Linked DNA regions of Homo sapiens: all the other regions are linked to region 1. A link is a loop called in an ENCODE intact Hi-C map of the cell type or tissue named here. Cell type or tissue: GM12878. All regions are shown on one strand. Region 1 has its middle 23 kb from the start of LINC01892. Region 2 has its middle 180 kb from the start of DLGAP1. Region 3 overlaps DLGAP1 (DLG associated protein 1). Region 4 overlaps DLGAP1 (DLG associated protein 1). Region 5 overlaps DLGAP1 (DLG associated protein 1).

Evidence for each region. A loop is a pair of places that touch in the nucleus more often than their neighbours do. Peaks named below come from ENCODE experiments on the same cell type or tissue, not always from the same donor. Only the 100,000 strongest peaks of a DNase experiment are listed, where the experiment ranks them.
Region 2: a loop joins it to region 1, with 6 times the contacts of the local background. A loop is called at or near these places in 1 of 110 quality-filtered maps.
Region 3: it touches region 1 in a loop (4-fold over the local background); 1 of 110 quality-filtered maps calls a loop at or near these places.
Region 4: it touches region 1 in a loop (4-fold over the local background); 1 of 110 quality-filtered maps calls a loop at or near these places.
Region 5: it touches region 1 in a loop (3-fold over the local background); 1 of 110 quality-filtered maps calls a loop at or near these places.

What each region holds. Positions count from the first base shown.
Region 1 is chr18:5,055,435-5,060,434 of GRCh38, forward strand. No RefSeq gene overlaps it. Among named protein-coding and RNA genes, the nearest start is that of LINC01892, 23 kb to the right of the region's middle. In GM12878, a CTCF peak has its summit at 2,497 (motif pointing left); DNase peaks (open chromatin) are centred at 2,398 and 3,442.
Region 2 is chr18:4,636,706-4,641,705 of GRCh38, forward strand. No RefSeq gene overlaps it. Among named protein-coding and RNA genes, the nearest start is that of DLGAP1, 180 kb to the left of the region's middle. In GM12878, no CTCF peak of the experiment used is centred here; DNase peaks (open chromatin) are centred at 455, 3,076 and 3,806; H3K27ac peaks cover 1,262 bases.
Region 3 is chr18:4,389,879-4,394,878 of GRCh38, forward strand. The region is part of intron 1 of DLGAP1 (DLG associated protein 1); the gene reads right to left. Among named protein-coding and RNA genes, the nearest start is that of DLGAP1, 63 kb to the right of the region's middle. In GM12878, no CTCF peak of the experiment used is centred here; a DNase peak (open chromatin) is centred at 2,183; H3K27ac peaks cover 538 bases.
Region 4 is chr18:4,358,378-4,363,377 of GRCh38, forward strand. The region is part of intron 1 of DLGAP1 (DLG associated protein 1); the gene reads right to left. Among named protein-coding and RNA genes, the nearest start is that of DLGAP1, 94 kb to the right of the region's middle. In GM12878, no CTCF peak of the experiment used is centred here; a DNase peak (open chromatin) is centred at 2,074.
Region 5 is chr18:4,317,574-4,322,573 of GRCh38, forward strand. The region is part of intron 1 of DLGAP1 (DLG associated protein 1); the gene reads right to left. Among named protein-coding and RNA genes, the nearest start is that of DLGAP1-AS5, 55 kb to the left of the region's middle. In GM12878, no CTCF peak of the experiment used is centred here; a DNase peak (open chromatin) is centred at 2,638.

The DNA of each region.
Region 1 (5,000 bases):
TGAGAGATGTCTTAAGAGCCAAAAAGAAAACCTCAAAGAGAAGCAGTGGTGATAAAAAGGATGGAGCAGAGACTTGGAAGCAAGAATATGAAGCTCAATTTCTGGAAGAATACAGATATTCCACTGATAGAAAACTTGGTTTCCATCCTAATTTTAAAACCTCAAAATGTTCAGCAGTGGATATTTCAAACTCCTACCCACAGTATGATGAAGTGGCAAATCACCCTGGCCAACATGTCAGAACACCTGTGTTTTTCCGTATGTTCATTTCCAAAGAACAGTGCTCTTTATGGACCATGTGTATTGTGTCAAGATGGCTATCAAAACCAGACTTCCACCAATCCCACTCACCCCTAATAGATAAGTGCTCTTGGGGAAGCCAACGCTATTCAGACAGAACTAGACTATACTAGAGTACTTCAAAGATTCCTTAGAGATTTAATGTCATACAGATTCTAGATGTACTTCTAAAACTATATCCCCATGGCTTTTTATAACTTTAGAAATGACTGTGACTAGCCTAACTCACCCCTTATCAACACTGGTAATCATTTAATAGAGAAACATGAGTGTACTTCTGATTAGGAAACAAACTAATGCTGTCAGTAGTTACTGAACACAATCTTTTTTCATCAATTTAACTAATGTCCAATTGTGTTTCTTTGACACTGCCCAGTGCATTTGTTTTAGCACATTCTTTAAAGTGGTCAGAAGAGGACTGGCAGGGTGGTTCACACTCTGGGTTGAAGCAGGGCTCCATTTGTACTGGGGGTAAGTAGGTATCTAAGATGTCTGGGGGATTCTAATGAATGCAAACACCTCTAAACTACATTGAAATCCTGAAGTAAGCCAAGGCCATGTATACATAACTGGAGGTTGATTACAAAATAAAATGTTTGGGGCTGGGCATGATGGCTCATACCTGAAATCCCAGCACTTTCAGAAGCTAAAGCAGGAAAATCACTTGAGGCCAGGAGTTGAAGACCGACTTGGGCAACATAGTTTAAAATTATTTTTTAAATTTTTTTTTAAAAATTATTTTTAAAATAGCTGGTCACAGTAGTGTATGCCTATAGTCCCAGCGACTCAAGAGGCTGAGGCAAGAAGATCACTTAAGCCCAGGAGATCGATGTGGCAGTGTAGTGAGCTATAATTTCACACTGCATTCCACCCTGAATGACAGAGCAAGACCTTGGATCTTAAAAATAAAAAAAAGTAAAACATTTGGAGTGAGATAGTTATATCTGTGCATCAGAGAAAAACAGTGGTAGAGGGAACTCTTACACACTGTTGGTGGGAATGTAAATTAGTACAACCTCTAGGCAAAACAGTATGGAGATTTCTCAAAGAACCAAAACTAGAACTACCGTTCAACCCAGGAATCTCACTACTGGGTATCTACTAAAGGAAAATAAACAGTTCTGTCAAAAAGACATCTGCACTCTTACGTTTATGACAGCACTATTCACAAAAAAAAGTCATGGAATCAACCTAAGTGCCCATCAATGGTGCGTTGAATAAAGAAAATTCCATATACACCATGGAATACTATACGGCCATAAAAAGAAGAAAATCATGTCCTTTGTAGCAACATGGATGCAGCTTGAGGCATTATCCTAAGTGAATTAACACAGAAACAGAAAATCAAATATCACATGTTCTCACTTATAAGTGGGAGCTAAACAATGGATACACATGAACATAAACATGGAAAAAATAGACACTGGGGACTCCAAAAATGGGGACAGAGAGAGAGGGGAAAGCGATGAAAAACTACTTACTGGGCACTATGTTCACTGTTTGCGTGATGGGTTCTGTAGAAGTCCAAATCCCAGCATTATGCAGTATAGTACAAACCTGTGCATGTGGCTCTTGAATCTAAATTTTTTAAAAATGAAGTGTTTGCCATTCTCTGAATTGGCTGTGGATTTGGCTTATTCTGTGCCTTCTATTTCCTGCTCCTCCTCCAAGATCCAATAAGTCAGAATCCATCCTAGCAGTCAACCCTCCTTGACATACCAAGGGATGTGGACAGGAGGGCAGGAATAGCACTGTAAGCTCAGACCTCTTCTGGCTGTCCTGACACGCCCCTCTCCTCTTCCCTACTTCCTCCATTCTGCTGCCTGGTTTATCTCTTAGCCTTTCACTTTCCAACCCGGCGTTCTGGCTCCTCCGACCTTCCGCCTGTCCCTGTGATTTTTTCGCCATGCAACAACTCTTTATTAAAATGACCCTACTTCCTCTATCCAGATTTTGCTTGATTTTGCTTTAATTTGCTTACCTCCTTTCTCAGGTCCTCATGACTTCTCCTAGCTACTTTATTGTCCTCTGATCTGATGCTTTTTCCCACATAGGAAAAGCTACTAATTGAATCCCAGCTTCTAAGCCATTGCCCACTAACCTCTCTTGAGACTCAAGAGACCTCACCAGCTGGCTGAGCCTGGAGACCTTGAAATCCAGAGGTGGCTACTGCAGGCTCTTCCCGGGTCGTGCCTGCCATCTTGTGGATATAAATGGTAACTACACCGAGGCTGGGCTCAAAACCCCCTTAAGGATCAAAGGACTTTGTTCCCTTAGTTAAAAACAAAAGTCCATGTTCTCACTCTTAGGTGGGAATTGAACACTGAGAACACACGGACACAGGAAGGGGAACATCACACACCGGGGACTGTTGTGGGGTGGGGGGAGGGGGGAGGGATAGCATTAGGAGAAATACCTAATGCTAAATGACGAGTTAATGGGTGCAGCACACCAGCATGGCACATGTATACATATGTAACAAACCTGCACGTTGTGCACATGTACCCTAAAACTTAAAGTATAATAATAATAAAATTTTTTTAAAGAGTACCTTAAATGCTGCCTTTTGCATCATGTCTTTGACTGGTCATTCCTGTCAAAAGGAATTGATCTTGCTTCTGCAGTCCTGAGGGTCTGCTCCATACTGATCCTGACGAAGGCATTAGGGTACCAGTCTCACATCTTCTATAAACCCCTCTATCCTTCAGAGCTCTTAGCTTTTTCACAAGCGCTTACTAAATGTTCTGGAAAGTTGAGAATCTAAGCTATTCAAACCATGGACCTATGATTAACTTGGAGGTGACACCTTAATTGTAAGTCAAATGCTGCAATCCTTTGCTTACCAATAAATTAGATTCCAAAAGGCTATTTTTAGATGTATGTGTTTGTGAGAAAGTTAAGCTTGCAGTCTCTTGATGTATTTCCACTAAATAAGAGTGTGAATCAGTCCTTTGAGGTTTTAAAACAAGGCATATTCTCATTTTCCTCATGGACAGTTCTATAAGCAACTTTTTTTCTCTTCAGCTACATTTTCTACACTTCTCCCTTGTCTTGATTGCTCTCTGTTTGCCTCCCTGCCCTTCCCCACCTCCCATCTATAGTACAGCTTTCTCTTCCCCACTCTGTGGTCAGAGGCTGCTCTACGTAGACAGCATCATCTCGGCTCCCCACCCTCTGGCTTCCTGTCGGGTTGGGCCATGAGAGGGGGAGACACCGTCAGGAGATGAGAGGTAAAGAGGTGATATGGACTAAACACGTGTCCCCTCAAAACTCCTATCTTGAAGCTCTCACCCCTTGTATGGCTGTATTTGGAGTCAGGAAGTAACTTAGGTTAAATGAGGTTATAAGGGCGGGTTCCTAATGCTACGAGATTGGTGGCTTTAGGAGAAGAGGAAGAGATCTGTCTCTCTCCTTCTCCCTCTTTCTCTTTCTCCCTCACTCTCTCCCTCCCTCCTTCCCTGCCTCACCACACACAGCTCAGAGGAGAGGTCATGTAAGGACAAAGCAACTATCTGCAAGCCTGGAAGAGAAAGCTCCCCAGAGGCTGAGCCCTGCTGGACCTTGATTTTGGACTTCCAGCCTCCGGAAATGTGAACAAATAAATTTCTGTTGTTGAAGTCACCCAGTCTGGGGTTTTTTATTGCAGCAGCCCGAGCCGCCTAAGACAAGAGGCTGGGTTGTATATTCTTCTCTTCCCTCCCAGGCCCTTCTTTCATGCCTGCAGCTCTGCCCAGTTCCGGTACACAGCTTCCTCCCAGCCTGGAAGGCCTGGAAGAGGAAATTGCTCCCTGCTATCGTTAGTCCCAGTGTACCCCAGTCTTTCACGGTTCCCGTAAACCCGTCCACACCTCTGTAAATAGTTCCGTCACTGAATAATTTTTATTAAACCCTCTGGAGTGTGCCTTCTGTTTCCTTCTGGAACAGGGTCAGCGAATGTTTTCTGTAGAGGGCCAGGGAGTAACTATTTTAGGTTTTGCCTGCCATATGGTCTCTGCTACAATTACTCAACTGCCGTTGTACCAAAAAAAAAAAAAAAAAAAAAAAAAAAAACCAGCCACAGACAATACGTAAATGAATGAGTGTGGCCATGTTCCAATAAAACTTTATTTACAAAAGCAGGTGGCCTGCTGGATTGGATTCAAGGACCCTGGCTGATACACCCACTGACCACTCACTGTGATGCACAATAGAAGTAGAAGGTGCTTTAAACCAGCAAAATCATCTCAGTTTTGCTAGTTTGCAGCAAAAATGAAATCAAATGTTCTTTCTGTATGCTTAAAATTCAGAAATAAACTCCTAACCTCGTTTTGTGCTAACACTGGGTAAATTACCATTCAACATTAGTAATGATACTCTGGCTTAATCAAGCCAAGATTGCAAAAGCATTTTGTTTTGCCAATCACCTCTTTTCATTTCTTGCTATTTTCAATTGATTACATAAGCACAACAGTTTTTATCTTTTGCGTGATTTGCTCTTTGTATAAAGGGCTTAAAAGGGGTGTTGACTTTCATAAAATTTATTTCTAAAATAGCTCCCTGAATAGTAAACCCAATATGTGATATTATCAGAAAACATATCTTCCTCTTGAGTGAAAAGAATATACATTTTCTACCTAGTTCTGCAAATACGCATATGTAGCTTGCATATGGTTAATTTGATATATGGATATATGTGTGTGTGTGACTTATGGAATCTAATA
Region 2 (5,000 bases), 420 kb before region 1:
ATACACAGAAGTGACAGAGAGCAGATCAGATGCAAAATGATCAAAAAGCAGATTAAATAATTTCAGCACATGCAAAATAATCAAAAAGGCAGAGAGCAGATCACATGGAAAATAACAAAAAGTGACATCGAGCAGAGCAGTGGTTGCCTGGAACTAGGAGACCAGGGAGTCAACACAGGGTGCAACAAAACTTTGGGGAAGATGGATACTGATTGCTGTGATGGTTCCACGAGTGTCTATATGTCAGAACTTATAAAATGCATATTTAAAATATGTGCACTGTATTGTATGTTTATCATACCTCATTAAGATGTTAACAAAATAGAGGAAACTGCCAGATTTAGCTTGGAAACTGGTCAATGAACAAGACTCAGGAAGCAGGAAACAGGGCTGTCTCAAAGGCAGCAACAGGACAAGCCACCATTGGCACGTTGCCACTGCAAGATGAGTGTGTCACTCACTGCAGCATCCCACGAGAGAGATTCTGAGTAGTTCAGCTGCTCTCACAAGCCACTCCCAGTGACGCCTCATTACACCCATAGGCAGTGGACACATGGAATGAGCCTCCCTTCAAAACCATACAAAATGCGGGGAAAGATAATTCTCCTAAAGTAAACTGGGGAGGATGTTTGGAAATCTATGCAAGAAAGACAAAAACAGCAGTAACACTAGCTATATAAGGCTTTGGAGATTTTGTTGTCATTGTCCGAGTATTCATGCTTCTATCTCTTGTGAAGTTGTGAGCAATAGAGAAACTATTTAATAATTCACTTCTGTTATTTTTTCTACCTAGTTATTGAAATGCTTACATTATCATTTAGTACGATTTTATTTTATGTAGAATTTCTGCTATGAGACAGAACACCCTCTGCTTGTGAGTGTGTGTGTATTTATATTAGGTTGGTACAAATGTAAGTGCAGGTTTTGCCTTTACTTTTAAATGGCAAAACCCACAATTACGTTTGCACCAACCTATGTGTGTTCATGAAATACCTATCCCTGCATGAATTAATAAATCCCATGGGTCTTGGATATGGGGTGGCTGTTCATTACTTCTCAGTGAAGTACAAATGTGTGTGTCTGTTCATCTTTTAAATATAGCATTCCTTATTAATTTTAATTTCATAGCAATTTATTGGCACCCACTATGTACCTGATAGTGTCAGCTCTATTAGCATACTACAGCTAAAAAAGCTTAGCTTCACATATTGACAACACTATATTGTACAATTTTTCGTTGTCTCTGAAACAAAGAGACATAACACTTTGCCTTACAAGCGTTCACCCATGGATTCCCCATGTTCTCTGCCAAGAGTAAAATGTAGGGCAACTGATAAGAGGCTGCACAGCTAACACACAGGAGGAGAAGCCTGTTCTCATGGGTTTGCTTCTGCTTCTTACGGCTCATTTCACAGAAAATTCACTTTTCTGTGTCTTAATTTCCCCAGCTACAAAGAAAGAAAAAACTATTTATTTTGTGAACACAGGAATAGATAAAGATTCAGTGACTAGGTTTAATGGGGTCATTTAATTTTCTACCTAGACCTATTACTAAATACGCTGTAATTTGAAACAACAAAAATAGTGTGTGCTGTCAAGGCTGCCAGCTTATATAAGTAAACCTAACCATTAGAACCAACCGGTTTGTGCACGTCGTTATGACCCCAAAAGTTCCTATGCATATCGCTTGAGAAAAATTTCACGATATCATGGAAAAGTGGATGAAAATGACTTTAGGTTGAATTTAAACAGTTATTTTTAAAAGCCTTGATAAAGGAAAAATAATGCAACAGGTAGAGAACATGCTCAATAGTTAAATATTGGAACTCATCTCTAAAATGTGTAAATCCAGCAAGTCAGATTAACTACTCTCTTCTTAGTTCCTCTGGATATTGATATCATGTATATACATGGTAGAGATTTTCCCTTCCTTATTTGAAAAATTATTTGTGTAGCCTTGTCTGAAAATCATCTCTTTGCCTATATTAAATGATTTATAGGTCTACAAAAATTAGCATAGCAATGTAAATTATAGTTCCAGCTTTGTTACTAATTAGGCGTGTCATTTTAGTTATATGTCTTAATCTTTCTGGATTTCAGCTTCATCTGTAAGGTGAGGGGCAGAGCAGAGAAGATGTATAAGTGGCGTACGCACCGCCACTCACCATGCTGTTTGCGGCAAGCATTACTAATCAAGCATGACAATCTTTCCCATTGAACTCACACATTGCATAGGATCCTTTTCATCACAGCGTATCTCTGAATTAGATTTTACCTGATTTTATTGAACACTTACTATATGTCAGCCACTATTTAGGATACTTATCTGTATTAACTAGCTTAATTATGACACAATTATGACAGGATTCTATGAGGCACGCAAATTAATATCCTTATTTTGCAGATTAGGAAAGTAAGGCCCCAAAATTTACATATAGTAAGCAACAGAGCGTAAAATCAAGCAGCCTGTGCTTTCCTTCATTTTGTTACTTTGCCTTTGAGTTCTCTAGAGTCTATTTTAACACAAATTCTATGGGTAGTACTAAAAGCATGCCACAAACATTTGACAGTGAGAAGTATTCTCTGCTCTTTGGGATTTGTTTTATTTTGTTTTTTAGTTTCTTCACAGCTTTATTCTCAGCACCTAGCCCCGTGCCTAACAGATGGTGGACACTCAGTAAATATTGATTGAATGAATAAATGCTGCCATCCCCACAGCCAGTATCACTATACTTTAAAAAACAGGCTGTGAAATTATCTCTTTTTTATATTGCATCAGTCTGCTATTCTGCAGACTCCACATTGATCATTTTCCAGGCAGCATCTTATTTGGTTTCCTCTGGCAGGAGCTACAAAAAGATTAAGAGAGGGAGGAACCCAAGGGGAACTCCCAGCTGTCCTATCTAATGTTCTATCTCAGTTCTTCACTGGTTGAGAGTTTATTATCATTTTAACAATTATCTGGGACCCACAAGTAAGAGGTCGGCCACAGGCAATTCTTAATTGTGGGAGCAGTGATGATGCTTTGCATAAGCTGACTCTTGCCATGCAAGAGAAGCAGCCCGAAACGAGAGTGGTCAATGCCAAACTGGGAGGAGTTGTGTCTGACTAAAGAACAGATGTTCTTGTGTATAATTAGTAGAGACTTGCAGTGACCTAGGTGGTTATTTAACTCAAAAAGGAAACAGCCAAGAAGCCAAATTTGGATAATTTTGAGGGGATTTCATGGTGAGTCATTGAGCAGACTTTAACAATGACACAAAAAGAACAAATTGGTAATCTAGTGTTTATAGTGATGTATGTAGAATTAACATCAGGACAACTTAAAACCAATGACACTTTTTGTCTGGATCCTTACGCTTTCACAAAATAAACTAGTACCTAGCTTATCTGAATTATAAGCGATAACAAAAGCTACAAGTAACCAGAAAAGCACGTTTGGAAGATGCTTATCAGTGACATTTTCTACAAATTATGACAAATGTATTTGAGGAGTAGTCTTTAAGATTCCTGGCATATGCAGATGTCTATCTGTATCACATGATAACCATGACTTTGGAAACCATTATATTTCTTTCAAATGCCAGACTGAATCCAGATATGAATGCTTGGACAGCTTCAAATAATGAAAATAAGAGTGTGCTAACATTGACTGCAGTGTACGAGATAAAAAGTAGGGCAGAGAAGGAGCAAACATAGACCCCCCAAAAAAGGCCATTGGCAGGAGCTACAGAAAGATTAAAGGGAGATGAAAGGGAGGGAAGGAGCCCGAGGGGAATTCCTAGCTGATGCTAATTGTACCATAGCCACCAGCTACCTCATTGGGTTCCTTTGTGGTTAGCACAATGGGGTACTGGTTGCTGTCCTCCAGGGAATTCTGCACAGCTCTGAAAAGAAAGCATTTCATGTATTATATGAGGTTGAGAGAAAGGTGAATAAAATAAGTTGGAGATATTGTCATATTAAGAGGAAATTAATATCCATTTTAATTAAAGGTAATCAATATTGGGAGATGTAGCAGGATGCAGAAAGAAGAGAGTTGCTAATTTCAATGCCATTAAAAAGCTGTGACCATAGGCAGGTGCCAGCACAGACAGACATCAGCTGCATGTACACCTGCTGTTCCCTGTGAAGTGGAGCAGTGGTTTCTGTCAGGTTCAAAATCAAATCATGAATTTTGCCTACATGTTGTCAAACTACCTGGGATAGTTTCCTCCCTCTTGGCAGCCCCTGACCCAACTAGCATTGTCATACCACTTTGTAATAATCCAAAGATTCTTCATCCCAGGTCTGTCCATTTCCGAGAGGCCCATGTCCCGAAACTGTTCCTCTCCCCCTGCTATGGACTGAATTATGTCCCCAACAAATTCATATGTGGAAGTTCTAAGCTCCAATGTGATGGTATTTGCAGATGGGATTTTTGAGAAGTAATTCGTTTTAGATAAGGTCATGAGGGTAGAGCCCCCACGAAGGGATTAATGCCCTTATAAGAAAGAAGAAACACTAGAGAGCTTGCTTTCTCTCTCCAGCTGCCTGAGGACACAAGAAGGCAGCTGTCTGTTACCTAAGAAAAGAGCCCTCACCAGACACTGACCCTTCTGGCCCCTTGATCTTGGACTTTCAACTTCCAAAACCATGAGAAATGAATTCCTGTTGTTTAATCCACCTACTCTATGGTATTTTGTTATGACAGCCCAAGCTGACTGAGACACCCTCTCTGCCCCATGCCATCCAAAATCACACTAAAGCATAGAAAGTGTGTGGTATATATATATATATATATATATATATATATTTTTTTTTTTTTTTTTTTTTCATTTAGGTAGTTAAACCATCCGGGTTCTTCGTAGAGTAGGTCATGCAGACTTGGCCAAGGGTACACAACTGCTCTTCATCTCACCCACAAAATGAGAGATTTAGCTAAATGATCTATAAGTGTAGTCCTAAACTGCCTGACAGTACCGGAATCTTTCTCCAGAGCTGCTTATTTGCCAAATGAA
Region 3 (5,000 bases), 670 kb before region 1:
AATATTACTGGTGAATAGTCTTCATTATTAAATCTAGATGTCTATTTCCTTCATGTTTCTAAGATACTTCTACTTCAAGATTAATTCATTTAATTTAACTGAACATCAGCTACATGTAGGGCACTGTGTTAGTCCCTCCAGTGGCTACAGGGCTAAATGAGGTATGGTTTTTGATCTTAAGAAATACATTCTAATAGTGTATTGTATTGTTCTCCAAAATATTCTCTGCCCTTCCTTATGGAGAGAATATATGTCCCCATACCATGTTGGCCCATAACAAATTGTGTGAAAAAAAAAAAGATGTATTCCTCCCCCTTTTTTCTTAATTAATAAATCTTATGTTTTTATAGCAGTTTTAGGTTCACAGGAAAATTGAAAGGAAAGGACAGAGGTCCCATGCACCCCTGTCCCCACATGTTCACAACACTACTGACATCCCATATCACAGTGGTACACTTGTTGTAATTGATGAACCTCTATTGACACATCATTATCACCCAAAGTCCACAGTTTCTACATCAGGGCTCATTCTCGGTGTTGCACATTCTACGAGCTTTGAAAAATGTATAATGACATGTGTCCACCATTGTAGTATCATATAGAATAGTTCCACTGCCCTAAAAATTCTCTGTGCCCAACCTATTCATCCTTCCATTCCTCCTAACCCCTGGTGACCACAAATCCTTTTACTATCTCCATTGTTCTGACCTTTCTAGAACGTCATACAGTTGGAGTCATACAGTACATAGGCTTTTCAGATTATTTTCTTTCACTTAGTACGGATTTAGTTTCCTTCATGTCTTTTTGTGGCTTGATAGCTGAATAATATTCCACTGTCTGGATGTACCACAGTTTATCCATCCACTGATGGAAGACATCTTGGTTGCCTCCCAGTTTTTGGCAGTTATGAATAAAATTTCTATAAAAATCATAGGCAGTTCTAGAGGCCCCTGGGCAAAGCTTTGAGATCTTTAACACTGTTTTTCACGGTTCCTCCATGTTCTCTTTTGCCTCTGACCTGTAACTGGAAGTGCTCCTCTTGGGCCTGCTCCATCAGCCTGCGCTCATCTTGGAAGAAAGAAGCTTGGTACGGTCAGTAGTACAGAATGGTCATATACCTTAAACACACTGTTACCTGAATTTAACTTAGCCTATCCCGATTGACACATATAATCAAGTCCAGTGTATCCTTTTTATATAAATTTGCTTTAAGCCAGATAAACATAATCTCCCAGAAGAGCTTATCTATGTCACAAAACAGACATATATATTTCCCAAGGAAGATGCTCCTCCTGCAATCACTTTCTCAAATGCAAGCATTTGTTTTTCAACAGCACTGAGCAGGAGGCCTCTGCAACTAGGGAAACTCAACCGGGTCACTTTTCCCACCCTTCCTTCATTTAATAAAAATGGCAGAGTCCAGTTGCGGAAGATGTGCTCAGAAAGTTTGCTTTCTTCATCCTGCTTTTGCCTTTGGCCAGTTTGACCCACGGTGGGGTTTCTTAATTTCTAGCATCTCAATTTCTTGCTTAAGAAATAGTCCTATTTACCTATTTCACCATCCTCTAGTGTTCACTCAGTGGTTATTTCTTTGCTACCTCAAATGCCGAGTAATATTCACCCCAATCCATAGCTGGCTGACACCTATTTTCGGTGATTTCTGTGGTACTGATTGGTGAAGATCCCCTTAGCTTGAAGGAAATTGAAGAAGCGACTACATAGCCCATAACATCCCTTTTGAATTCCAGCTTGCAATTTAAATAACCTGGTCCTTCCTAGAAGCATAAACCTTCAGGATTGCTCAAGTAGAAATACTGACTTTTATTTTGCCTCTTGGTCAGACAGATCTACACCCTTTGTTAAGGTATGCTCCCAGAAACGCATGTTCTTGGGCTAAACATTTACCTCATGGGAGCCTAAGGAGTTTCTGAATGTCTCCAGAACAGTAGTTTACTGTAATGGAGAAGCAGTCCAGCCTCATTCCCTCCACATCTACACATGGCTTTGATACCGTACCCTCTTTATTTGGTCTAAAAATATTTTTAAAGAAAAAAAGTCACACTACAAAGGCGATTGAGGTAGTTGGTTTTTAATCAGTTACTGATTTGTTGTTGTCACTTGTTTTGGTTAGAAACCCTTAAAAGGAGAAATTCAACTGATGGCTCTCTTCTCATGAACCGAAAGTTCAATTTCCCCTGACGAAAGTGGGTCAAGGGAAATGAAACCAGTTTCCTCCTGATTACTAGGTCATAAAAAACGGATTCCAGAGCCAGCAATCGCCACCAGCAACCCAGATGGGTAGCCCAAAGCCTGTTGAGGGGCAGTTGGTAGGCAGCACAGCCTGAGATTCATGGATAGAGACCTCCTGCTCCACATCATTATGGTATGTTAGTGGAGGAGCTGCTCATATCCAGGTGGGACTTCTCTACCTCCCCTTAGGAAGCTGCATGATCTGTTCACTTATTGTTTGATTGGGCCCTTAAAATGTGAGTGAAAATACACCAGAATTTTCCCATGAAAGGTTAACAAAGTTCTAGGGGTCCTCATTATAGACCATTTAATAATGTATTATTTATTCTGAGGCTGTATCCAAGTTTCAGATGCTCCAAGAAAAAAAAGGAATTTGATCTTGTGTCATAACACACTTTAAAAAATGCCTTCTTGAGGACAACTAGTTAAAAGAGAGTGCTGCTAGGTCTCTTCCCTTGGCTGATCCACCTACTCAAAGTTTAAAGGCTCATATAAGACAGGAAGCTTTATAATCTACTAAACTCTGTAATAACTGTACAGTCTACAGTGATTGTAGGCCCATGGATTTAAACATCATTTTATATCCCTAGGCCAAGTCTTACTTCTGAGATCCAGCCTCACATTTCAAACTGTCTGCTTGGCATTTTCTCCTGGGTGTCTCAAAGACGCTGCAAACTTAGAATGAGCAAAATAAAACACTTGAGTCCTGATGCCCAATTGGTCCCAAATCTAGCCTTCTCCTTTTTAGGATATGGCACTCCCGGCCAACCATTCCAACCAGAAATGTAAAAGTCATCTTTGTTCCCACCCTCATGCCTTATACGTAATCCATCAGCAAGTCATGTGTACTGTATTTCCAAGATACATAAGGAATTGATATACATTCTCTGCCATCAACTTGAACTAGACTTTCATCATCTACCACTTACAGCAGCCCTCACGTGGTTGTCAAATTCCTACAGTTGGTTTCTTTCCAGCAAAATAAATGATCTTCTTAAGACATAAATTAGATTTTGTCACTTGCATACTTGAACAATTTTGTTGATTGCCTTAAAATAGAATAAATAAAATAAAACACTTAATATAAAATCCTATCTCCTTACCGCAGCCTATGAAAACTCTGTCTACCAAGACCCGTATTTATTTGCATACCTAGACTCCTCTTCTATCGTACTCCATGCCTCTCTCTCTCACTATGCTTCAGCCACAGCCATCTTTTTGTGTTTCCCCATTTGGTGAACATGCCAGTCTCTTTCCCACGCAAGAGCCTTTTCACACTCTCTGTACTCTACCTGGAATGGACTCTACCTCTAATTTTTCAGATGGTTGATTCTTTGTCACATTTGGGTCCCATGTCAAATGGTACTTTCTTCAAGAGGCATTCCTTGACCAATCTATTTAAAATGGCAACCCCTCCCATTATTCTGGATCTCAACCATAGTTTGTTGATGTAGCTACACCATAATTTGTAATGAAATTTTCATTTGTATTTGTCTGATTGCTTTTGTCTCTCCTGCTGGCACATGAACTCTACATCTGCTTTACTCTTTTACTCACCTGGAGTCTCCCTTATCTAGAACAGCAGTCCCCAACCCTTTCGGCACCAGGGACTGGTTTCATGGAAGACAGTTTTTCCACAGACCGGGGGCAGGGGTGGTTCTGGGATGAAACTGTTCCACCTCAGAACATCAGGCATTAGATTCTCATAAGAAGCGTTCAACCTAGATCCCTCGCATGTGCAGCTCACAACAGGGTTTGCGCTCCTGTGAGAATCTAATGCCGCTGCTGATCTAACAGGAGGCGGGGCTCAGGTGGTAATGCTCACTCACCCATGGCTCATCTCCTTCCTGCTGTGCGGCCAGGTTCCTAACTGGCCAGGGACTGGTACTGTCCATGGCAGAGGGGTTGGGGATCCCTGCTCTAGAACAACTAATACGTAGAAGGTATGTAATAAATATTTATTGAATAAATGAATACAAAAGTAGCTATATGGCTAAACATAATAAGGTGACAAGAAAGTTTCTGCATATGTGAAGACAAAACAGTAAAAGAAGAAAGCCACCGTCAGGATGACTATGAGTTCCATGAGCCTTGAAAAAACGTATTCATTTACTAGATGACACGGATTTCGCTTTTGCTAATAAGTGGGCACAATTCTAATCAGTATCAATTATCAAATGTCTACTGTTCTTTAATCAGGAGGAAACAAGAAGCTATTGAAGGTGTGTGAGATAAGAATTTAAGAATAAATTTCCTTTTGCTTGATTCACTATTTCACTGCCATTTTGAAAGAACTTACTTCAAACTAAGTAATTGTTCAGGTGACAATATTTAAACAATAACATAAAAATCCAGAAAAATGCACATCTACTTGGAAGGATTCCTTTGGAGAAGAATTTGGGGGAAAAAATCCCCAAAATAGAATGCCTCTAATCACTGGGTTTAATCAATTTTTGGAATAATTAGCCTAGTTAATTATTTATGAAAACGTAGGTTTTAAATGAAAACTACAGTTTATTGTTAAAATATATCTTCTTTGTAATACAAATTCCTATGCCAGTGTATCAGATAATTAATTTTAAATAGGTGGGAACAAACCTATTTTCAGAAATCAAGATTTTGATGATCACGGAAATTAGTAAGGTTCTTATGCCAATAGTGATATTTTTAGATCTGTTTTCTCTTAAAGAATTTCATAAATTGCTTTACAGAGTTTCAGTTCTCGTCTATTGAAAATAAGGCATGCTCAG
Region 4 (5,000 bases), 700 kb before region 1:
ATGGTCCTTAAAGAAGGAAAAGAAAGTTAAAAGGCCTTTAGGGACTAATGTGGCATACTGGAGAAACAAAGAAAGAAGGCCAGTGTGTGTGCCGCTTAGGGAGTGAGAGGAAGTTAGAAAAGATGAAGATGGAGAAGTAGACAATCCCAGTGACCTCAAGTAAGGAGTTCATGCTTTACTCCAAATGCAAAGGCATTAGAGATATAACTGCAGACTACTCACTCTCCATTGTTTTCTTCATGTGAAGGGAAACCTAGGGCCTCCCTCTTGTTCTCGTGCCTTTGATTGGTGAGTTTAGTAGGAAGAACTGGGCATGAAAGGCTCAGTCCCTTCCTCTTGCCTGCAGAGAGCAGGGCTCCTGTCTGCTTTGGGCCTAGGGCTGAGCTTTGTGGCCACAGCTTACCTCTGTAGCACCTGCTGTGCAGGTATTCGGTGCTGCCTGTGGCTTCTGGGTCAGTTCATCTAATTCTGGTGCAGCAGCAGGAAGCCCAGGCTGGCACTCACTCTGCCACATTCTCCAAGAGCTCTGTTAGTAATAGACCTGACAGTCCGTTCTCCATGTGTTTAACTCTTTTGTCTCCTTCTACTGCTTTAAAATGCTGGCGGGGATGAGGGAGTTATAATTAACAGCCTTCCCTCTCAAACTCCTAAAGGAAGCTTGGATGTTTTTCTTTTCTGAACAAGAAATACAGTGATCTAATTTATGTTTTAAAAAGATGACTCTAGCTTTTATTTAGGGACTGAATTACAGACAGAGGGAAATGAAAAGCAAAGATATTAGTGAGGAGTGATGGGGTTCAGGACATGCTACCGTAAAATATGGCACCTCGGTATTTGAAAACAATGCAGAAGTGGGATGATCTCTCTGACTTCTCCTTCCTTCTCCTCTGAACCAGTTCATAAAACCTAGAAATAATTTTCTGATCTTCCGCTGGAGTAGATCATAAGACCCTCATGTGAGAGGTGCCCTTCCTGGAGGAAAGGAACGTCTTTATCGCTGAAGATACAGGGACATGGAGAAGAATCCAAACAAACAGGCCTTGTACATTCCCTTCATTAGATCATACCCCCTTTTTCCAGTCATACTTCTTCACAACGATACACCTCTTCATCAAACTTACAAGTACACAGGTTTTCCTGTTTCTTTAAATATTCATTTCTGAAGGCTCCCGTGTCACATAAAACTTATATTAAATAAATATGTATGCTTTTCTCTTGCTAATGTCTTCTGTTATAAAGACCTCAGCCATGGACCTAGCAATTGGTGGGGAAAAGATAAAGCAGGAGAATCCCTCTGCACGAGACTACTATAGTTATTTAGGATAGATACGATGGTGCCTTGGACTAGGATTGATAATGGCAGGCAGAGAGAGAAGGGTAAAGAATTGGAATATACATTCAAGCAGGCCCTGGAAGCAGGCCCTGTTCTAGACACTGGAGATAAAGTAGGGAAGAAAATAGTCAGTAATCTTGATTCCATATAGTCTGTATTTGAAAGTTGGAGGGAAGCAAACAATATACATGCAAACAAACAGGTCAACTGAAGGGATTTATAAACCTGAGGTAAGGATCATAAAAAATTAGTATCAAATATGACTTCTAGGTTCTGTCTTGAGTAGCTGTAGGTAATGAATAGTGACTTATCCAAGTGTGGTTCTCAGGTAAAGAGTTGTGTAGACAATTATGGAGCTTAGTAGAGAGGTCTGGAAAAATAATATGAATTTGGGAATTTTCAGATGGTGTTTAAATCCACTGGGCACCATGGAATTACTTAGAGGAAGAATATAGACAGAAAAAAGAGGATGGCTGAGGATAGAGCTCCAAGAAGTGTGCTAAAGTTTAATTTTGTGGCATTAGACAGGGTGGAATGGAATATGTGTACTTGGGAGCAAATTAAAATAGAAAATTATAAAACAGGAATTAATGTATTTCATTTTATAGGGTTACATTAGAAAAAGGACAAAAGTGAGACAAAGCAAAAGGAGTGTCTAGAACAGACTTACACAGCAGAAGCTAAGTAAGTAGGATGTGAGAGGAAATGGAGATAGAAGAGAAATGCGAATCAAAAGGTGGAACTCACGAAAGTGAAAGTGAAGACTTTCATCTTCAGTGGAGTTATGCAAATGAAATATTTTCACACACATAAATAATGATAAACATAGATAAATAAAGCAAGTTTGGAGAGGCTGGTGAGAAAAGTGAAGTCTATAATTCAGTGTTATGAATACAGCACTGTGTAGTCAAAAGGATTTGCTGTAGGGAGTGAAAAGGAACAGAGAATGTTGATGGAATGAAAAGAGAATCAAAAAAGTGTGTTTAGGCCAGGTGCAGTGGCTCAAGCCTGTAATCCCAGAACTTTGGGAGGCTGAGGCAGGTGGATCACCTAAGGTCAGGAGTTCGAGACCAGCCTAGCCAACATGGCAAAACCCTGTCTCTACTAAAAACACAAAAAATTAGCCAGGCATGGTGGCGGGCACCTGTAATCTCAGCTACTCAGGAGGCCGAAGCAGGAGAATCACTTGAACCCAACAGGCAGCCATTGCACTTCAGCCTGGGCAACAAGAGTAAGATTCTACGTCAAAAAAAAAAAGTGTGTTTATACTTACCTATTAGTTATGAAAAGAGTCAAAAGATGAGACAAAGATAAATCTAAACCTTATCTATAGATACATTCTTTGTAGAAGAAATCAACAGAAATTATAGTTTTTCTGTCAAGATTTTGGAAGAAACTTTCTGAAGAAAATTTCAGAAGAGGGCTTCAGGGAGTGTCTAAGAAATTAATATCTTAATAATAATGTTTCTATGAAATAACATAATATATTTTATTGATATGTGCAAATAATTTTACTTCAAAAAATTATCTCTTTTGAAGTAAAACACATTGCGCAGAAAATAATAATTTTCAAGAAATCCTGAATAGCCAAAACAGTACCTAAAAAGAAGAAAAATATGGAGAACTCATATTTCCTGATTTCAACACTGTAAAGCTACAGTAATCAAAACATTGTGGTACTGGCATAAAGACAGAATACAGGCCAATGGAACAGAATAGACAGTTCAGAAATAAATCTTTACATTAATGGTCAAATGATTTTTGACAAGGGTGCCAAGACCATTCAGTGAAAACTGGACTGTCTTTTAAACAAATGCTTCTGGGAAAAATGGATTTCCACAAACAAGAAAATGAAAGTGTACCCTCACCTAATGCTACATATAAAAATTAATTCAAAATGGATCAAAGATGTAAATGTAAGATCTAAAATTATAAACCCTTAACGATAAAACAAAAGCTTCGAAACACTTAATTTGGCAACTATTTTTTTGATTAACACAAAAGGCACAGGCAACAAAAAATAATTTTATCAATTTTTAAAAAACTGTGTGTCAAAAGACAGTAACAGCAGAGAAAAAAATGGCCACACACAAAACAGGAGAAAAGATTTACAAATCATATATTTGATAAGGGATTAATATCCAAAATGAATAGAGAACTCCTAAAATTCAACAGCTAAAAACCAGAAGACCTAATTTAAAAGTATGCAAAGGACTTAGATAGACATTTCTCCAAGGAAGATATACGCATGGCCAAAAGGCACATGAAAAGATGGTCAACATCACTAATCAGTAGGGAAATGAAAATCAAAATTAGAGTGAGATACCATCTCACACCTATTGGGATGGCTACTATAAAATAACATAAAATAACAAGTGTTGGTGAGGATGTAGAGAAACTGGAACACTTGTACACTGTTGGTGGGAATGTAAAATGTTACAGCCACTATAAAAAGTAGTATGGTAGTTCCTCAAAATATTAAAAATAGAATTCCTTTATGATCCAGCAAGTCAACCTCTGGGCATATACTCAAAAGAATTGAAAGCAGAGTCTTGAAGTGATATTTGTACACCAGTGTTCACAGCAGAATTATTCACAATAGCTAAAATGTGGAAGCGAACCAAGTGTCCATCGATGGAGGAATGGATAAACAAACTGTGGGATAGACATATGATGGAATATTATTCAGCCTTAAAAAGAAATAAAATTCTGACAACATGAATGGACCTTGAGGATATTACACTAAGTGAAATAAGCCAGTCACAAACAAGACAAATGCTGTATGATTCCATTAATGTGATGTACTTAGCGTATTCAAAATCACAGAGACAGAAAGTAGAATGGTGGAGTCCAGGGGCTGGGAAGATGTGGGAAATGGAAAGTTACTGTTTAATGGGTACAGAGTTTCAGTTTTGCAAGATGAAAAAAGCCCTGGAGATGGACGGTGGTGATGGTTGCATGACAATATGAATGTACTCAACACCATTGAACTGTAAATGGTAAAAACGTTTAAGATAGTAAATTATATGTTACGTACATTTTACCATAATGAAAAACACTGGATGAAAATGTTCAAAAATAACAATTTCAGGACTCTGAAAAATCAAACAAAGACATACAAGCAACTGAAAGGCATTTAATCAAGAGAAAATACTGAACTTTGGCTAAGAACAGCAGGAGTCTCTGACAAGCCATTAAAAACAGCAGTTTCACTGCTGGAGGGCCAACTTGACTTGGAGAGGAGCAAGGAAAACCCCAATCCCCTTGGCATTACTGGAAGCAATGTCGATGGCAAACAAACCAGAAAAGCCAACATCACAGCTAACCTGCGTTTGCAACTCTAGTTGGAGCAAGCAACAGACTTGGCATACTGACCTAAGATTTACAGGGAGATCCAGTAAATGAAATGGCCATAGTGGCCTTGATAAGCTCCCCAATATTCCTTGTGGAGATAAAAAATGTAAATGTAAGCCTGGAAATATGCACACATGGGCAAGGCTGCATGCACACAGGGAAAACAAGGAAGGGCCCGGGCTATCCACACATCCCTGATTGCATGTGAGTGCTCGCACATACACAGGGGAGACACAGGAAATAAAAAGCTGGGGCAGAATATCACCAAACTTGATGTTACCCAACCTACACAGGGATCCTTGGGAAAAGGTGG
Region 5 (5,000 bases), 740 kb before region 1:
TCACTCTTTCATGAATAACTGTTTCACTGAATTCAGATATTAAAAAGTTTGCATACTCCCTATTCACCCAGAAACTTGTTTCTATTTAAGTATCTCTTTTGTTTTCCTCTCGAATCTCAAGTGCAGATACAGGATGGGGAAGAAAGGCATAGAGCTGAAGCATAATTGGAACTTGATCCCCAGGATGATCAAACACAAACCTTAACAGCTATTGCCATTGGGCAGTTATAGAACAACAAGTAAAATATATAAAAAGAGCTAAAAGCTTTCCTTTTCTTTCTCTCTCTTTTTGAGACAGAATCTCACTCTGTCGGCCAGAATGTGAGTGCAGTGGTGTGATCTCGGCTCACTGCAACCTCCGCCTCGTGGGTTCAAACGATTCTCCGGCCTCAGCCTCCTGAGTAGCTGGGATTACAGGCGCGTACCATCACGCCCAGATAATTTTTGTATTTTAAGAAGAGACAGGGTTTCACCATGTTGGCCAGGCCTTCTCAGCCTCTCAAAGTGCTGGGACTACAGGCATGAGCCACCATGCCTGGCCATAAAAGCTTTCCTTTTAAAAGAAATATTTCCCAGCTATGAGAAAGTGATATTAAAAAAGAAAGACATACCATAATACCCAAATATGGCAAATGGCTCAAATACTTCCCAGAAAACTTTTTATTTCCAGCATCACTAAAACATTCCTCTGTGGCTTCACCATTCATAGCTTGAAAGAAAATTCAGTGCATTTCTATTGCTTGACACGGCAAAATTTACAAATACGTATAGAGAATAAGAATTATTAAGATGTGAGCTGTTAAACCATGAAGCTGCCCTGCTTGAAAAACGGTAGGAAATCTGAAAGTTGTAACATGATATAAAAATCAAAGACCAATTCAAGTGCAGGCTGAATCTAGAACAATGCATTAAGCCTTTGCTTACAATGTGGACCTGCTTGGAATTCCTTCTAATGCATGAAAGAACAGATCGGGGCAAGAATTGGTAGGATATACACACAAAGGCTTTTCTGGAGTCGATGCAGGAGTTCCATCTTGAGAAAAAGAAATCAGGGATAGCAAGGTCTCCTTTATTTATTTTTCAGAAAATGTCATTTTCTATTTGCAACTTCATTAAGAATGTGCATCATATGTCACCATATTTCAATAAAAAAACTCAGTGTACTCATCTGTTTAAATAAGGGCATTACACTGAAAATAATCTTTTAGATCCAGGTACTGAAGTTGTCATATGTTTATCATTATTAATATCAAAAACATTTTACAGGGCTTCTGGTTAAGACAATGTAGATGTTTTCATTTAAAGACACAAAATTTCAGTTGGATAGGAGGAATATGTTCAAAAGATCTATTGTACAACAAGGTGACTATGGTTCATAACAATGTATTATATACCTAAATGTTGCTATGAGAATGGATTCTAAAATGTTTTCATAACACAAAAAATTATAACAGTGTGAGGTAACGGATATTTTAATTAGTTTGATTTAGCCATTCCACAATGTATACATATATCAAAGCATCATGTTTCACACCATAAATAAATACAATTGTTATCTGTGAGGTAAAAAATAAATTAGTTTAAAAAGATATATCTATGGCTTTTTTAAAACAAAATTCCTAGCATATACTTGTTTTACTAAGAGCTACCTCTGTGGTAACAGTTTAAAAATTTATAAATGTATCACCTCTGGAACAAAAGAACAGTAACACTATCTTATGTAGCCCTTCATGCTTTGATTTTTAGCGATTATATTGTCCTAAATTATTTTCTTCTGTATATCCTAATTTAAACATTTAGTGGATGTCTAATTATGCTAAACAACATGAGGGCTGAACAAAGGAGTACTCAGTCTAGTTTGGGGACCAAACAAATACAACTAGTATATGAGACAAGCTCCATTAGGGTCATATTAATAATCAGAAGGGGGATCCTGGGAGGAGAAATTAACTTTAATTCTTGAAGATGACTATTGTAGAATGATATAGAAAGGTGGAGACATTTTAAGTGGGTCCAGAAGATTTTCATAAAAATTGACAAGAACAGAGGCAGAGAAGTCGGTTGTTGAAAAGGCTCAAATCTACTTACTGTGCCCAGGATTCAGCATTTCAAGGGACAGTACTAAAGTGAGAATGAAAAACTAGTAAGAGATGAGACTGATTGGCATTTTGTGTCATTAAATCCCCATCTGGCTTAGGCAATAGTCACTGAAAGTTTCTAAACAGGAAAATCACATTTGAATTTTGGGAATAGGACTCAGCAATATTTAGAGGAAATTCCAGCCTCCCTCATTCCTTCATATACACATTTGCCTCTTCTCTCCTCAATTCTGAGGCCTCTCCAACCACTCATTCTGGGGTCTCAGCCCTCCCACTCTGGGAGGGAACCCCATCCATCACTTGTCTCCCCTCCATTCTCCCTCCAACCTTGTCTTTGCTATTATAACCTTCTTGTGAGAATTTAATAATCCAATGTTAATTAAATTTCAGAAGAATGCCATTCAGAAAGGTAATGAGAGCAGAGTAGAAGGTCCTAGGGGCATTTCCCCCTAAACATCATGCTTTGAAAGGAGGCAATTATGAGAAAGACAGAGTGAGATACTGTTTAACTGCTCATTCTCTGTTTCTTCCTCCCACGATTTTCACAGCTGCTTGCGTCATTTTAGCTGGTGGGCTAAGGGAAGTGACCATAACAACTCCAAATATGGAAAAAGATGCCCATTTGATGAGTTCCCTTTTTGTTTCTAGATGCACTCAAGCTGAACAGGTAAATTGGAGTTACTTTTTAAAGTTATTTGAATTAAATATATTTATTTTTTATTAGAGCTCTATAAATGATATATTCTGTCATTGTCTCATGAGTTATAATCTCTTGTTCTCTTTAACACAGCCCCACAGTACACTGTGACTCTCTTCTTAGCCAAAGCAGTAGCAAAACTGAGTGGGAGGCAAATACAGAAAGCCAACAGGCAAGATGTGAAACACGGAACTGTATAATCAATGTGCCTGAGTCCCCTCATTCACTCTCCTGTAAACACAATCAAAAGCTCTGATTTTAATTCACTCTTGCCCTCATGCATAAGGAATTAAAGTTGCCCTTTCCAAGCTTTAAAACATCTGTGGTGGAAACCCTAATTACAATTTTACACACACACACACACACACACACACACACACACACACACACACACAATACCAATGCAAAAAGAAAACCCGTAAGATTAAAAAAGAATACTTCACAATTCTGAGACGTTTAATGAAAATGAAAAATTACCAAAGGCCAATAGTGCCCTAGTATTTATTGTGTATTGTGGAATTTAATAAAGCCTTTCTGGGCACTGATATTAAAATAACCTTCATAACACTTTTAATTCCAGAATTTCAGGATGGAAAAATAGACATTTTTGAGTAAATATCTCTAAGTGCAAATGAAAAATATTTATTAACTTCGTCATCATTTATAAAAGAAAAATATTTTGAAAGTGCTGTTATTAATCCCCTTTTTCTCATCTCTTAGTTTGAGGACTCTGCAGTCTCCTGCAGATAACAAAAACATCATTTTCCATATGCAGACTGAGATGAGAGACTCCTGGATATTGTCAGCACCTAATGTTCACTGTAAATTTATAAATATGTAAGATTAATGCTAACATAAAATGAGTTAGTGGAAATGATTTACACAGAATCAATCTGACTTAGCCATAAAACATTAATTACAAGTATTATGATACAGCATCATTATTATTTCACCTGTTACTAGATTTTATGATCATAGTAAAAGTACTCAATCATTGACAAAGAATGTAACTACAGAAAATCACTCAACAGCTTCAAGTCTGAGCATGAGGGTAGTTTGTCATTTATTCTCTACTACAGTGAAAAACACCAGAGTGGCTTCACATAGTACTGGAAAGTTTATCTCTAGCAACTTCCAACTTAAAAGTAGTCCCCACCCCACAGATCCTATTCACATTAAAATCCAACTATACAGACAGCAATGATTTCCAGAATTCAAGTATCCATGCAGATACTGAAAACAGGCTTTGAACACTCCTAGAAAATTCAGAGCAGACCATCTGAAACAAATACTAAACCAATTCGGTTAAATAATACAAAATAATAAGACTTTAGAAATGGCTACAAGAACTTACTATATTTTATCAGTTAAGACATTTCTTGTTTCTAGGTATTATGTAACAAAATGAGGCAGGAGAAGTAAATTAAGCGTACACCTTGAAACAATTTTTATAAATATTTTCTTTTTGCATGAGGCCAGATGTTGTCTCAAGCAAAAAGAACAAAGCTGGTGGCATCCTACTACCTGACTTCAAAATATATTACAGGCTGGGTGAGGGTGGTTCACGCCTGTAAACTCAGCAGTTTGGGAGGCCTAGGGGGGTGGATCACATGAGGTCTCAGGAGTTCGAGACCAGCCTGGTCAACGTGGTGAAACCCTGTCTCTACTAAAAATACAAAATTTATCCAGGTGTGGTGGGGGGAACCAGTAATCCCAGCTACATGGGAGGCTGAGGCATGAGAATGGCTTGAACCCGGGAGGCTGAGGTTGCAGTGAACCAAGACTATGCCATTGCACTCCAGCCTCGGCAACAGAGCAAGGCTCCATCTCAGAAAAAAAGAAAAAAAAAGAAAGAAAGAAAAAGGGAAAAGCATTACAAAACTATAATAATAAAAACAGCATAGTACTGGCATAAGAAGAGAACCATCAACAAAGGGAGTGGAATAGGAGAGGTCAGAAATAAACTCACACATTTACAGTTAATTGCTTTCCAACAAAGGTGCCAAGAATACATAATGAAAAAAGGTCAGTCTTTTCACTTAATGATGTTGGGAACCCAAGTAGATATCCACATGCAGAAGAATAAAACTGGATTCTTTATCACAAACCATATATAAAAATAAACTAAAATGGATTAAATACTTAAACGTAAGACCTGAAATTGTAGAACTGCTAGAAGAAAACATAGGGGGAAAGCTCCACAA